Linked DNA regions of Homo sapiens: region 2 is linked to region 1. Evidence: read pairs that join two places in POLR2A ChIA-PET (ENCODE). Cell type or tissue: HCT116. All regions are shown on one strand.

Evidence for each region. ChIA-PET counts read pairs that join two places held together with the same protein. Peaks named below come from ENCODE experiments on the same cell type or tissue, not always from the same donor. Only the 100,000 strongest peaks of a DNase experiment are listed, where the experiment ranks them.
Region 2: POLR2A ChIA-PET joins it to region 1 with 16 read pairs; 5 of 35 experiments call an interaction of 5 or more read pairs at or near these places.

What each region holds. Positions count from the first base shown.
Region 1 is chr4:11,628,342-11,636,341 of GRCh38, reverse strand. All of the region lies in intron 2 of LOC107986178 (a long non-coding RNA gene), which reads right to left. Among named protein-coding and RNA genes, the nearest start is that of LINC02360, 140 kb to the left of the region's middle. RefSeq lists an enhancer at 3,080-4,279. In HCT116, no CTCF peak of the experiment used is centred here; DNase peaks (open chromatin) are centred at 751, 1,812, 3,661 and 7,781; H3K4me3 peaks cover 1,821 bases; H3K27ac peaks cover 8,000 bases.
Region 2 is chr4:11,508,078-11,516,077 of GRCh38, reverse strand. No RefSeq gene overlaps it. Among named protein-coding and RNA genes, the nearest start is that of HS3ST1, 83 kb to the right of the region's middle. In HCT116, no CTCF peak of the experiment used is centred here; a DNase peak (open chromatin) is centred at 1,077; H3K4me3 peaks cover 857 bases; H3K27ac peaks cover 7,418 bases.

The DNA.
Region 1 (8,000 bases):
TATGGCCTCATTTAACCCTCACCAACAATCTTACAAAATGAGCCCTATTATAACTTTCATTTTACAGAGGAGAAACTAAGGTAGGAAGAGGTTAAATTACTCATCCAAGGTCGCACAGTTAATACATGACAGGCCCAGAATTCCAAATTAGTATACTGAACTACTTTTAACCTCACACAGTGTCTGAAAGGGCAGTGATCTGGTGGAGGGATTACAGTATTGGAGAAAGTGGGAATACAAAAGAGAGTGCTTGAAACTAGGCATTAAGATATCAGGATTTTAATCCCAGTTCTGCTAATGAGCCATCAAGGGACCTTACAATGTCACTTCCCTTCCTGGGACCTCGGTCCTTCATCTGAAAAATAATTGGGTTGTAACTGTGATATCTAAGTTTACCATCCAGAATCCTATGAGATGGTTTGTGCCTGCACCGCAGAAGGCATCTGCTCCCTTACAAACCCTTCATGAAGAGCATAAACCCTAGTGGAGGGTCAGTATGATGGGATGAAAAGAAAGCGCCCTATTCCAACTCTGTAAAATAATAATAACTTTATGTATTACAGTAACAAGGACAATGCTGTTATTATTAACAATCCCAACCATAACTCTCACTTGCTGAGCATTTAGAATGTATCCAGCATTACGGAAAATGTTTCCCTAGGCATTATGTAATTCAATCTTCACAACAGGTTGGTTAAGCAAGTATTAGCATTAGCTCATTTTACAGATGGCAAAGCAATGACTCACAAAGCTTAGGTAACTGGTTCTGTTTCTTGTTGGTTGCAAAGCTAGGGTAGAAACTCATTTTTCTCTAAGTTCAGAGCTTGCTGTCCCTACCACACTCAGTGCTCCCAGGAGGCCAGGGTGAAATACTTCTCATGACAAAGCGGCCACCTGTGAGCTCACTGTGTGTGCAGGGTTCATGTGTCCCTGTTTCCTGAATTTCATTCTTCCTATGGTTTCTTCAGCTAGCAAGTTTCCCAGCCATGTCTCATGCATAGCCCCCCCATGCAAGGCAGGCAAAGCTGGAATAACTTTAAGCCTAGGCCGATGCTGTCTTGTCCTCTCTGCTCCAGTAAAAGGCTTCAGCTTGGAGTGTTTGCACAACAACCAGTGAATCCTGTTCCTCCCCCAAATTCATATTTTAAAGCCTTAACTTCAGTTAAGATTTTTAGAGGAAATTGAGGTTAAAAAACTATTAGGATGGGCACTGATAATGGCTGATGTCCCTTAAAGAAGAGGAGATTGGAACAAAGAGGGGTGACCATGTGAAGTCACAGGGAGAAGCCAACCCTGCTGACACCTTAATCTTGGACATCTAGCCTGTAGAATTGTGAGACAATAAATTCCTGCTATTGAAGCCACCCCACCTGTGGCACTGTGTTATGACAGCCCTAGCATATGTGTTACCCATATTCATATAAAATTGCACCAATGAAAGAGTCATGTGTTTCAGGTATAAAATGTTAGGAACATGTTACAGTTAGCTCAACTAAAACACATGAAACCCTCTCTGGCAAGTGCTGGGGCAGCTTCAAAGGAATACATAAAATTTCAGTAAAGCCTCCTGGCCTGGGGCTGAACAAAAGTGTCTGAAGGACACAGGGTCAAGATGAGACACAAAGGATCACATTTTGTGCAAGTCTCATCTCCTTTCTTTGTGCCAGTTGCAATCCTAAGCACTAGGCACATGTTTTTATCAATCCTTGATTTTAAAGACACAGAAACTGAGGCAGAGCAAGAGAAAATGACTTACGTAGTTAGTGTAGGAAGTGACGTATGTCTGATAATACCTTTGATCCATTCAGAAACCTGGTTGTTGTCATTAGTCCAGGCTTCCCTGAAACTAAGGGGTGGAGCTGTGTACCAGTGATTGCAGTGCAGTTGAGGGTGAGGCAGGAGGATACAGAGTGTGTTTGTGGGACAGGTGGGGCCAGGCTTGGTTCAGCTTTGTAGGACCTTGGAAGGACTTGAGATAAATATGGCTTGGGTGCTGGTCCTTAAAGTGAAAGTTCACTTTGATTGATATAGAAAGGAGTAGGGCATTTCTGTAAGCCAAAACATGGCAGATGCAATAATTTTCCAGGGAATGTTCAGGATCCGGTGGGGATGGCTTAGACAGTGGGGTAGGGGTGATCTGGCTAAAAATTGGTAGATTCTGGATTCATAAAACCTGTGACCCATCTAGCTGTTGATAAGCTTCAAATTTCAAGAAGTGGACTTACATCCTGAGGCTGTGAGTCTTTCTCTAGCCAGTGATACACTGCAAAAAGTTCAGGCTTTGGAATCGAGCAGCCCAAGTAGGAAACATCATTTATAACATCAGTGACTTTGAGTAAGTTACTTGACTTTCCAAGCCTGAGTTTACCCATATATTAATGGGACAAATTCATTTCAGGTCTGTTTAGTGTGAAGATCAAATAGAACAGAAGCTTTGAAGTGCCTAGGGCATTACCCAGCAAAATGTTGGGACTCAGTAAATATTAATCTGTCCTCACCACCTCCTCTGCCTGAGCACTTATCTTTATCACTTGTCCTATGATCAAGCCAGACAGGATTTAGACCTAGGTAACCCTGTCCCTGCTAAGCAACTTTGCTTGTAGCTTTTGCACCCCAATTTTTTTTTCTGGGGACCTGTGCCCTGTGACTTGTTCTTGGGCTTGTCCTCTGAGCACCTGAAATTCTTTTGAGGTATCCATCCACGCCCAAATGCTCTGACTCACAGGTCTATATTGACATGTGTCCACCTCAGAGCTGAACACTGTCCTACCGTCATTTTGATTAGGCCATTTTGATAAAAGGAATGATTTAGTATGATATTTATTTATTTATTTATTTATATTTATTTATTTATTTTTCTGAGACAGAATCTTGCTCTGTTACCCGGGCTGGAGGGCAATGGCAGGATCTCGGCTCACTGCAACCTCTGCCTCCGTGGTTCAAGCGATTCTCCTGCCTCAGCCTCCCAAGTAGCTGGGACTATACCAAGATGCCTGGCTAATTTTTTTTTTTTTTTTTTTGTATTTTTAGTGGAGATGGGGTTTCACCATGCTGGCCAGGCTGGTTTCGAACTCCTGATCTCATGATCTGCCCGCCTTGGCCTCCCAAAGTCCAAAGTGCTGGGAAAACAGGCGTGAGCCACCATGCCTGGCCTGGTATGATATTTATAATGTTGCCCTAAACCTCACTCCACTCCTAGCTACACGTACATGGGGAATAAAAGATGAGGGAAGTGAGGAGAGCTGCTAGTGAAGGGTTGGGGATCGAAGATGGGCTGGGGATGCAATGGTTACCATGTGTCTGTTGGGCACAGTAATTATTACTTTAAAATTTTAAATGCTTCATGCTTGTTTTTAGGCAAAATCACAAGGTTTCTCCATTATGATAGCTCTATTAAAATCCTATGCAGACCCTATTGCTTCTATTTAGGTATCTTGTGATCATTTCTGTGGACCACACTGTATTTTTTCCCACATACTCAGCTTACAATATTATCAAGTACACCTACCAATTTAAAAACCTGCATCCTGAAAGTGACATTTTAAAGTCTGGCTTTCACCAGGTCTCTTAGGCCGAAACTAGTCCCATGAGCAGTGACTTGCAGCTCTTGATTTCCGGTTCTCACACACACCCTTGGACAGGAAGGTGCCTCATTGGCACCAGGGCGTTGTCTTTCGGCTTTCGGGGAGAGCAGTGACTAACTATCCAGCACTGCCCTCCAAGGAGGCTACTTCCTGGTTCAGCCCAGCTCTTACTATCCTGCAGAAAATGGTGCATCCATCCACCAATGGGAGGTGATGGGCTCCTGGCCTTGAGGGTTACTGAAATAACTGCAATCGTGGAAAGTGGAATTAGCTTTGTCCCCATATGTTTCATAACATTTTGTATCTCTTCTTGCCTCATCCATATCTGTATTGCAATCATTTGATTTCAAAGCATCCTGGGGCAATGCAAAAGCTAGGTTTCAGGACAGACATGCTGTGTTAACAGGTTGCAGTTGACTGTGAGCTGTAGGGTTTGGGCACATCCATAAGCTTGCTGAGTCTGTTTTTTACTTTGTAACGTAATACTAACTACACATACTCCACAGGATGTTCAAGAGTCTTAGGTGATCTCATGCATGTAGTTACCTTAGGGTAATGTTGGCCCAACATATTACGGTTACTCCAAGATGAGTAATATGAGCTTTCAGCCTAAAACGTTACCAAGAGAACTAATGAAATGCCAGGCAACATTAACAGAAATGTGGTGACCAGGAAAAAGACAACGAGAGTTAACAGTTAAAGTAAGCTGGTAAGATCAAACCTGAATCCTGGGGTCTCTTCCAAGAATTACACATCAAAAGTGATTTTGGCAAGCAGACACACAGTCAGAGGACAATGGTTGACATTGAGGAGAGGATAGAAATAAAAATAAATAATGTTAGAAAAAACTGAGATGGTTTACCTGAAGTAGGCAAAAGTTGAGAGCACAGGAAAGTTGTCATAGGACACAGAGGGTGCCACTATGATGTGCCAGGCTTAGTAGGTAACAGATAGAGAAGAACTGGGCTTAGTAGATAACAGATAAAGAAGAAGAGATTCCAGCTCAAAATATAAAAGAAGTTTCCTAATTTGATGACCTCCTTCAACCGTAAACAAATCCTCCTAGCCCAAGAGTTTCTCTTATGCTATTGAGTCATACATCTGCATATTTTACTTGTATCCTCTTAGGCAAATGAAGGCATATATATAGTTTTACTCAGCAAAAAATATTCATGAATAGCTGTGCATACATCAAAAGTATATATGAATCATCTTTTATCATTGACCTACATTAATCTCCTGTGAGCGCTCTAAATAATTCAACTTTGATTTTCCTGGGACCAGGTTCAATCAGCCAGGTGCTCTACCATCCAATATTAATGTCTTATTTTGTCTACTCAAGAAGGAAACCAACAGTTGTCCCTTTTTCTTTTTCTACATCATCAATTTCCCCTTTCTTTGGGATAAGTCTGATTAAAATTATATATTACTTTTTCCATTAAAGAAAACCCTGACTTGATTTTATATCGTAACCTCCAGTTATTACCCCAGTTTTTGCCCCTATTTACAGTTAAAGTATTCAAATAATGGTCTACATTTACTCTCTCCAAATCCTTTCCTCCTGTTCTCTCTTGAGCTCTCTCTATGTATCTCATATACATATATATGTATACAAATGTATTTATATACAATCATATACATATATTTGCCTACTAATCCACAAATGTTACTTCTGTTTTATTCACCAAGGCCTTCCATATTGCTTATTTAAGGCCTAATTCTCAGTCCATCTGGCTTGATCTATTAGCACTTTATATGCTAGATCTGTCCCTCTTTCTGGCCACACTTTCTTTACTTGACTTTCGGTCAACCCATTCTCCAAGTTTCCTTCAGGGTGGGCTTTTTTTTAGTGACTATGTTGTTCCTTTTTACCCTTAAGACCTTTAAATGAGCCTCAGTTCTTGGATTTCCTTACTTTGACCTGCTTTCTAGGGAACATTTAGATGCCCAGCTTTACATGCTATTCCTGTTCTGGAAACTCTCAGATGTGCATTTCTAGCAAGGATGTCTCTCTTGAACCCTGACTTGTAGGTTCAGCTGTCTACTTGACATCTCCCTTGGAGGGGGAAGAGACATTTCTAGCCAGGCATATCTAAAATTCACTTCCTGTTATTTCCCATGCCCTGCCCCACCTCTGCATCTCAACTAATGACAACTTTATTTTCTTAGTTAGCCAGGTAAAAAACTTCAATGCATTTTTTAACTCTTTTCCCTTACCCTTCAGATGCAATTCATCAGGAAATCCTATTGGTTCTCCCTTCTTCATATATCCAGACCTGACCATTTTTAGCACATCTATTCCTTGACTCAAGCCATCATAATATCTCTCCAGAGTATTGCAATAACTTCTAAGTGATCCTCCTTCATTTTACACATGAGCCAAGAATGCTTTGTAGTCAGAAGCAAGAGTAATTCTTTAAAACGACAAATTGGGCCAGGCACGGTGGCTCATACCTGTAAGCCCAACACTTTGGGAGGCCGAGGCAGGTGGATCACCTGAGGTCAGGAGTTTGAGACCAGCCTGACCGACGTGGCAAAACCTCGTCTCAACTAAAAATACAAAAAAAATTAGCCAGGCATGGTGGCTTGTGCCTGTAATCCCAGCTACTCAGGAGGCTGAGGCAGGAGAATCGCTTGAAACTAGGAGGCATACGTTGCAGTGAGCCGAGATCATGCCACTACACTCCAGCCTGGGCAAAAGAGAGAGAGATTCAGTCTAAAACAAAAACAAAAAAACAAATAAACGTAAAAATAAATAAATAAAAGATAAATCAGATCACACCATTCCTCAGTCCAAGGGTGTCCCAGCTCATTCAGAATAAAAACCAAATTCTTTAAAATGATCTGCAAGTCCCTACATGAACTGTCCCTATGACCTCTCCGCCCTTCTCTGTGTTCTCCCTCACTCTTCTCCAGCCACACTGGCCCCTTGCTGTTTTATGCACTCATTAAGCATGCGGTTGCCTTTTGGTTTTACACATGCTCTTCCTTTCTCTAGAACTGTTGTTCTGTCTCATATCTCCATGGCTGCTCCTTCACCTCCTTCAAGTCTTTACTCAAATATCACCCATGCCTTCCCTGAGCACCTTTTTCAGAGGCACACCTTTCCCTGTCCCAGCACTTACTAGCATCCTTCCCTGCTTTGTTTTTATTCATAGACTTGGTCATCATTAAGCACATTTTATTTTTGTTTATTTTCTGTCTCTTTCCTCCTGGCTACTCAACCCTATAAAGAAGGAATGTTTTCTTCTTCTTTTGTTCTCTACTCCATCTTTAGCACCTAGAATAAGCCGTGAATTGAATTGTTGTCTCAAGCCACACCGAGGCAAGAGGAGAAAGCAGTTATGGGAACCCAGCGAGAGTTGAAACTGTAGGAAAGTGCTGCCCACAGGAGCTGCTGCAATCCAAGAGGAGCACCTTGGCTGTGGCCAAACTCCCATGAGGCAGACAGGGAACCCTAAGAACCAGTAGCTCCCAGCTCTTCTTCCTTTGATCTCCCATTTCTTGCTGCTATATCCCATTGACCAATTCCAATAGGAAGCCAGAGCGTAAGAGCCCATTTGAGGCAGTCTCTCAGGATACCTTTCAGAGTGAACAAAGGTAGAGAGTGAACCTGGAGAGGCAGACAGAATGTACCTTGAAAAGTCAGAAAATAAGCAGCCAATTAGAAAGAGATACAATGCCTTCATTTTAATTATAGAACTCACTGGATTTTCTTCAACTGAATGAATTTGCGGTACCTCTGTGATGAATGAAGGGAACTTGGGGAGGAGACATTGAACCAGAAGTATGTTTTGTTCTGCTTTTATTTACCTACCGTAAGTTACTTTCTCTAACAAGAATGACATTGGAGAGTATGCATTTGACTTAGAATATCTGTCCCAAAAGGGATTTTGGATGGCTTGCTTAAATGCACACAATGCAATAAGTAGAAACATAAATTGCATTGAAGAAGCACATTGTACTTGAATACAGAAATGCTGGGAAGGGCAAAATTCTTTGCTAATGTTTTGCTGGACTATTCTAATGAGCAAAGATTGTGTTAATCTTGGATTTTGGCTTTACCCTCTTTCCAAACATCAGCCCCCTGAACAAGAATTTCACAACTCCTGAGCATTTTTATTGTGCTCACAATTGCCTGGGACATAAAAGCCCTGGGGCCCTGGTCTGCAACTGCCTGAGGCTGTCTGTGGCTTTGGGTCATAGCTGAGCCTCTCATGACCCTGTCTTACTTTCAGCTCAGATATGCTGTGTTCCATTTGATGATAGTTTGATATCAAACATAAACCAAGTCCTAAACCTAAATTAAATGTGTAGATTAAACTAAGACTCAACATTCCTGCAGTGTCACATTTCCCTTACTAAACAATCTAATAATCATTTACTCAAGTTTATAGATTTCAAGCTAAAGGTTGT
Region 2 (8,000 bases), 120 kb after region 1:
GTAAGAAAACAATAGATGTGTTACTGTAAGCCACTACATTTGCTGTAATTGGTTACAGCAGCCATAGGAAACTCACACACCAACCAAAACCATCAAGACCTACAGCATCCCCCAGGCTTTCTGCAATGCCACACCTGGAGAAGCAAGTGTGCTTCATGTTTGGACAAGTGAAAAAAAATAGCCAGGGTTCCCTATGAGTGACTGTCATTCCTTCTCACAGAAAAGCAAACTGCATGCAGGCAAACCAACAAAGTTAGGAGCTTGTCGGCATCCCAAAAACTCTGGGAAAGAGAGGCCAAAGATGAATGGGGGGCACATGGGAGAGGAGGGCAGGGCAGGGCTGAAAGAAGCTGAAAGAATTTCACCAAAAGCTGAAAGAAGAGGCAGCTGGTCATTTATTAGCAGTTAATCAGGGGAAGAGAAACAGAGAAAGAGACATCATTTCAGTAATATCAAGGAGTTTGCAGTGGTAGAATTTGGGAACAAATAACAATGATAATAATGGCTTATCACTGACCCTCATGTGTGCGTGGCTACGATCTTCATGTGTGTGATACCGAAATATTTGCCATCAAGTTGTCACATGTGATACACAACTAGATTTTCACAATCACACAATGAGGTGGAGTGGAGGGCTGATGAGGCCATGTTCTATGCTAGAGACAAATGAGACAAGTAAGTGTCTTAGGAAGAACACTGACACAGACAAAAGTTTATTGTTCAAAGGTGTAGTTGGTTCTCTAAGGAACCATAGGAAAAGAGTATCTTATTTTTCCCTCAGGGTCGGGGAGATGCCTCATCTCCTGGTGGCTGCTCACATCTTCCTTCTACTCTGATGCCACTTGTTTTTACTCTTTCCACATCCACCAGCCCTGCTCTGAGTTCCACTTCAGGATTCTCTACTGACTGATGCTATGTGTAACCTCCAGAAAGCTAATTACACCCCATATCTCAATTTCCTTGATTGGCTTAAATAGTAGTTAATTGATCAGAGGTTTCTGGAGATTAAAGAAAACTACCCATTAGTCACAAGAAAAAGGCTCTGTGATTAGTCAGACGACAGGAGGCTTTCTAAATGTAAGGCACGCCTAAAGTCGCTGACAGTCTTCCTGTCAGGCGCCGAACCCAGCCTGTTGCCTAGCAGACCCGTCTGAGCCCTGATTTACGCCGACAGCCCTAAGTGGGAAGCAGGTTGAACAGGGAGGTGTCCCTTGTGTGTCATTTAAAGTTCAATATCTCTATTTTCATGACTCGTTATTTCACCACTGAAATTCGGCTCAAGGGAAATCCATCTCTTCTTTCCTAGCTAATCCCTGCATCTCTTTTCTTCTTCTGAAGATCGTCTTGCTTATATTATTTTGGGACTTATCACATTTGCAGTGCACTGTTGAGCACAATGACTACATCATATCATGTTTTTTTTCTCCACGTAAGGTCTCCAGATCCCTTGACATGAAGGGCCACGGCCATGGCAAGAGGATTTATGCGATGTGGTGCAGAGTTTCGCGGGAAAAAAATCCCCTGCAAAGAAGGATTAACCAAAATTTGGCAATCAGGCTTGGTTAGAAACCCAGCATCATAGAAAACCTGAAAGCTTTAGACTAAATAATGTATCTATGCTATGTCTCATTATTTATCTCAATGGAGGAAAATGAACATTGAACTGCGCCTGCCATGTGTCTGGTCTCAGGCTACCAAACTTGCGTGCTGTATTTTATTTAAGTTTACTTAATTGTCCCAACAAGCTGTGGCCTCTCAGTAAGGTCATGACATAAGTATCATTATCCCTGCTTTGTATTTCTGAGAACCATGGCTGAAACAAGTTAAGCCACTCATATCACTGATGAGAAGCATATTTCGAAAGCATTTCTGTCTGAGGCTGAAGTCTGGCCTTTTCTGTGACATCAGTTTGCCTATAAATCATTTTGGGAATCTGATAGAGGAGTTTCCAGGAGCTTCGAAAAAGAGGGTTATTTCCCAGGCCAGGAAGTGAGAGATAAAGATAAGCCATTTTTACCTAAGATTTTAAGTAATTCTCAGAACAACTCTATAACAAAGATATCAATCTCCTTATCTTGAGTAGGAGAAAGCTGAGGTTCAGGGAATTTAGATCCTTTGCAGGTACAAGTGGTAAAAGCTGATGCAAGGATTTTACCATAGCCTAAAACCTGTTTTCTTCACTTTTTAAAAAAGTTTTATATCACACTTTATCCATTGCATAGCCAAAACACCCACCGGTATTTGGTCGCATTATTCCAGCCTATAGAATTCAATGATCCAAACTACTAGATATCCATTCCTTTTTTCCCCCAGACATTCTTTGTCTCCAGCTGCATCGCTGAGAATGTAAATGTCAAGCAAGGAGTTATGGGTCCTGTGACATTGTCACTAATTCAGGCAGCATTACATCCAAATATTATCCTAAGTCAATGATGGCTTACAAATTATTTTTTTCTTTTTTTTCCAGTCCTCTGCCAAATCAAATCCATCTGCTCTACATTCCAATGCATCCAGACACCACCACCTCCAACCACCTCTACCACACCACCATGCTCTAAGACATCACTCTTTCTCTTTTTTATATACAATAATAACTTCTTGCTAATCCCCCTGCATCTGGCCTTTTCTTCTCTGGTTTTTAGTGCCATCTACCTTTCCAATATCTATTTCTCTTAGCTTCTTCCTCAAAAACAGAACCCTAATTTTGTTTGAAGCAATAATGTGTGCATAAGAAAAAAAAAAACTCCCCTGAACTCTAATTCCAAGCCTTCCTTGTTGCTGAGGGTAGATATTTGATACTGTTCTGACCAATGAGACATCAGCTGGAGTCTCTTGCTGTTTTTTTAGGAAAGTTTTGTTTCCCAACCATTGGAATTTTTCTACCTTATTGCTTCCTTCTTTTTTCTGGAATGTGGAATCAATGCCTGGGGCCACAGTTACTGTTTTGCAACCCCAATAACTAGAACCACATGCTAAAGATGGTGGAGCAGAGAGCTAGAAGATCTCGAGTCCTTCATGACTTCATGGAACAGCTGCACAGGTCTTGGACTGCTTATGAAACTCATTTAATTTGCCTTGAGGGTGTTGAGCTAGAAGAAGGAGAGAATAAACAAAAGACCATTCATGGTCTCATGACCTCAGCACTAATCTTCAAGAAAACTTCACATTCAAATAAATTAGTCAAATTCATCTTTTAAACTGCAAGTGATAAGATTTGAATTGGCATGTATATTAATAAATTAGCTACCATAATTCGGTCTATCACTGTAATAGTTTTGCCATCTATCAACTTAGCTGGGTTCAACTACATTTTCCAGATTGTCTATCTTGTGTTTTCCCAGTTAGGATGGGCTACAAGGAAGATTCTGGGAAGATTTTGGAACAGAAGCAGTAACCATTTTGTAGCTCATAGTTTTTGTTACTGATCTGCTGACTCACTTATTGGCATGAAGCAGCAGCTATAGGTCTGCAATTTCTCTGCCTTCTCTTAGATCACTCCTTCAGCTTGTCTAATTCCCAGATCAGGTGTACGTTTAGCTCTGTGATAAATGGTCCCAGCTTTTGCAGGACACCCTTTCCACTACCAAAGTCAGAGGCAACAAGAATGGACGCAGGCTTCAGTAGATTTTTGTGGGGCTCCATTTCATACTTGTGGGGACCGGCAAATTCATGATCTTCCTCTCCAGAATTCCCCCGCTCTGGACTTCAGGCTTCACCAGCAGATGTGGAGACAGCCTTTAGACACTGCTTAACCAGCTTCACAATTATATAAGGCCAGTTCCCTGTAACACGTTCCTTTATTATCTCTATCCATCCATCTATCCTAGAGGTGCTGCTTCTTTGGTAAACTCCGACTGATACAGTCACTATTAGGTTGTAATTAATAATAAATACAGCTAACATGTATGGAGCTACCTATTAAGTGCTAGGCACTTCTCTGACTACTTTACACCCATTTTACCTCAGGACAGCCCCATCAAGTCAGGGACTATCTTTCTCATTTTAATGACAAGAAAATTGAAGCAGAAAGAGGTTAAATAACTTCCCCAAGTCACACAGCTAGCAAGTGGCAGGGCTGGATTCAAACCTGGAAAGATAGACTCTAGAGATCACATGTTAACTACTGGCCAAAATCGAGATCATGTAAACTTCACTGTTAGAGCTCATCTCTCCACTGGGGGTCTTGACTTGGAAAATAGAAAAATAGTTTTTATAAGTGAAGCAGCACATACATGACAGAGGTAAGAAAAAGCAGGCAGTGAGCATGCATTGAACAGTCTCTGTGTTCCAAAAACTTTGCTACCTTTTGCGACAGATGTAGAAGAAATATAACATATTCCCCTCTCTCAAAAATTTACAACCTAATGAAGAAAGCTGATCTGGAACTTCCTGAGATGCTGTGCTTTCAACTGAGGCTAACCCATACCCCAGGCTGACCCACTTCATTACTCTATGGCTGCCCCACAATGTGGCAAAGCTCTCGTCCTCTAACATTGTTTATGCTGAGTTTCTGTGAGCAGATGGGAAGACTTATCTGTTGCCCCATCTCCCCATGTTTATTCTCTCAGTATGCAATTGCTCCATACTCATATCACAGCAAGCATTTCTCCAGGTCGTGAGGGGACACTGTAACACAGAGGCTGAGAGCCTGGTTACTCAGAGAGGGGTCCTGGGACCAGTAGCATACTCATCACCTGGGAGCTCGATAGAAATGCAGAGTATCAGGCTCTATCTCAGACCTGTGGGATCAGAATATGCATGTTAACACTGGTTTAAGCACTGGCTTAAAGTAAAGGCTTGAAGTCAAACTAAGTTAAACTAATAACTTGGCTTTTTACTTGCCAAATGATCTTGGGAATGAATTTGCCTTTATAAACCTCAGTTTACTGTCTAAAAATGAAGATAATAATAACACCTGCCTCATAAGTCTGTTTTGAAAATTAAATACATTGCACAGTACCTAACATAGGGGTAACTGTCAATTAATATTAGCTAATGTATCATTATTGTTATTATTAGCATATGACCCCTGCTTTATGAGAGACTATACCTATAGTCTAGAAAAGGGAAACGTGGGCTAATAAGTATATAGATTTACTACAAATACCATAAGACCTTTTGTTCCAGGTATTTGTGCCAGAGGTCCATAGCTTTTTACCTATGAGACATCACCCAAACATTAAAACCATGGTTCCTATTTGCTCAAAGGACGCACAGAAACATTATCTGTTGGCTGCATAATGAATACATGTAGAGAGATTTTTCTATTTTCATAAACAGTATTTTGCTTTTGTTTTTGTTTTCCCAATTTTCTATTTGAAAGCCTTACTTCTGGCACCCACAATGCACCCACAAGTATCTGAAGCTCAGAAATCTCCAAATCGAGGATCTAAGAAGTAGATCTCAGGTCAGAGAAGGACCCACAATTTGTAGGAATATCAGTCAAAATGGAAACAGGCCAGAAACAGAATATCTAGACATGCTGAATTGAAGTAGCTGAGAGGAATAGGAATGAGATGGTTTATGTCAAACCAGCTACCAAGGACAAATAAGACAAACATCAGATTTCACAAGGATCAGTTGGGGAAAAAAAATCTGTGAAAGAATATGTCGCCTACATTGTTTTCCTTTTAAATCACCTTTTCTTTTTAACTTTTTCATGGTGTCTCTTCTCCCCCAACAGATCTCTAAAGTTTTGTGTTCCTTGGATTCTATCTCCAAACCCCTTATCCACTCTCCCTTAATTCTTTTCTTAGGTGATTTTATGCAGTTTCCTCTGTTTAAATACCAGCAATACAGTAAGACTCTCAAATTTGCATTTCTAGCTCTGATGACTCCCCTGAGTCCCAGGCTCAACTTCCCATTCAGCATTTTCACTTAGAAATCAAATGGGATCCAAAACTTAGTTTGGTCTAAAACGGACCACTTGTTTACCCATGCCACCCCTGTCCCCACCAAAATCCACCATCAACCCAGTTATCAAGGCCCCAAACTAGGAGGAATCCTTGATTTGTTTTTTCTTTTCCTTCACCCTAGTTCTGTGCATCAGCAAGTTGTATGAGCTCTTCTTCCAAAAAGCATCCCAAATCTGGTCTTTTGCTATTATCTTTGCCACTGAAATCCTAATCCGGGTCAGCATAGTCCATCCCCCAGATCAAGTGCCATTATCTTGATGATGGTCCTCATCTCCACCCACGTGTCTTACAGGCAGCTCTGCACACGGATGCCTGAGTGAGCCTTATAATCAGACGGTGTAAGCTTCCCTGCGTAAAACCATGCCCTAGGCTTTTACTATGCCCTACAAGGCCCTTCATGAAGTGGCCCCTGCTTCTGTCATGAATTTCATCTCAGGCCACTCTCTTTCTCATCCCAAGCTCCAACCACCCTGACCCTCTTGCAGCCCTTGGAATGGTATACTAAGTGCACTCATTTCAGGACCTTTGTATCTGCTGTTCCTTCTATTTGAAGTGCCTTCTGTAAACCTTCGCATGACTGCCTTCTTCTTGTTACTTAGTCAACACAAATGTCATCTCATTTATGTTGAGATGACATTTGTGTTGAGCTTAAATGAGATGACATTTCTGTGGAGCTTTTCATCCCCAGCAACTCCCTCAGGCACTGTTTAACTTATGGATCAATTTAATCTTTTTCATAACACTTTTTAAAAATTAACATTAGCTTTGTAATGTATTTTTGGTTGAATATCTACTTGTTTCTTTCTCTAGAAGGTAAGCTCTTTGAGGGCAAAGATTATGTCTCTCTTGTCTGCATCAGTACCTAGAGCATTGTCTTGCATGTGATAGGCACTTACCATATACGTGTTGACCAATTGATCTTGTTTTGAATGTGCAGGTTCAGCCTACTATATTTATGCTGTCTTATATCTGAAATCAGCTGACCTATGTGGTTAGCTTAAGAGCTAATGCTCAATGCTAATTAGGAAGCAGTGTGGTTTCTTGGACAACAGCTAAATATTTTTATGAAAAAAATGAAATATGAAGACAAAGCTTCTCATGCGCATGCCTTAGTTGTTCATTTCTTTAGAACATAAAATTTGTTTGTACACACAAAAAAGATGTTGTATCCAAAAATTATTCCAAAAAAACATTGTTTTGTGTTCATGAAAAGAAAGAAACTGTGTTTCACCTTGTTAAGCGTTCGAGAATTTTCTGTGTTCAGTGACACTGGTAAGGCTGGAGAGTTGAAATGAAAATTTCTCTTGGGATAAAAATAGTGAACTGAAAAGTAGTAAATCAAACACTCTTCATTTGCATGTCTCAGGGGCCATGTATAGAAACTAGCATCTGATACAATCTACAGTGTACAAACCTGGGAGTGTAAGCTGCATGAAGGCAAGGGCATCATCTATTATTCATTATCATTTTATTCCCTAGCTATAACTCAGGGCTTAGGATGTAGTAATCACTTATTAAAACTTTGTTGAAAAAGTAAAGGGGAATTATGTTATAAATGGCATTTTGATGTTGCTATTATGGAATCTTTTATTTTAGAAGCATCTCCAATATACTAAGTACTGCACTAGTGGCTTGTAATAAAGAATGCATCAGAAGAGCAGCACTTTATGGTGGACAGAAAACTGCAAGGAGTGTCTGTAGGTCTTGACCCTTATATGAGATCTGTCTCAGCGTAACCTCGAGCAAGTCTCATAACCTCTCAAAGCCTCCACTCTTCAAATAAACAGAGAACCCAGTGCTGCATAACTATAGCAGCTACATTTCTTCCTGGCATGAGCTATGAGTCTGACACTCTACAGGGTTTTCCACATGGGCAGTTTAATTTAATCCTCAAAGCAAAGTACGAGTTATATTTTTATTATTAATATCACCTTGAGCAGGCTATGGCATTTGTCCACCGTCACAAGTCCAAGGACTCTGAACTTGAACTCAGGTCTTCCTGACTACCAAGCCAATGCTTTTGGATCTCCATCTCATGCTTCTCTACTTAGGTTGGCCATCTGCCCAGGTTTGCTTGGGACAGTG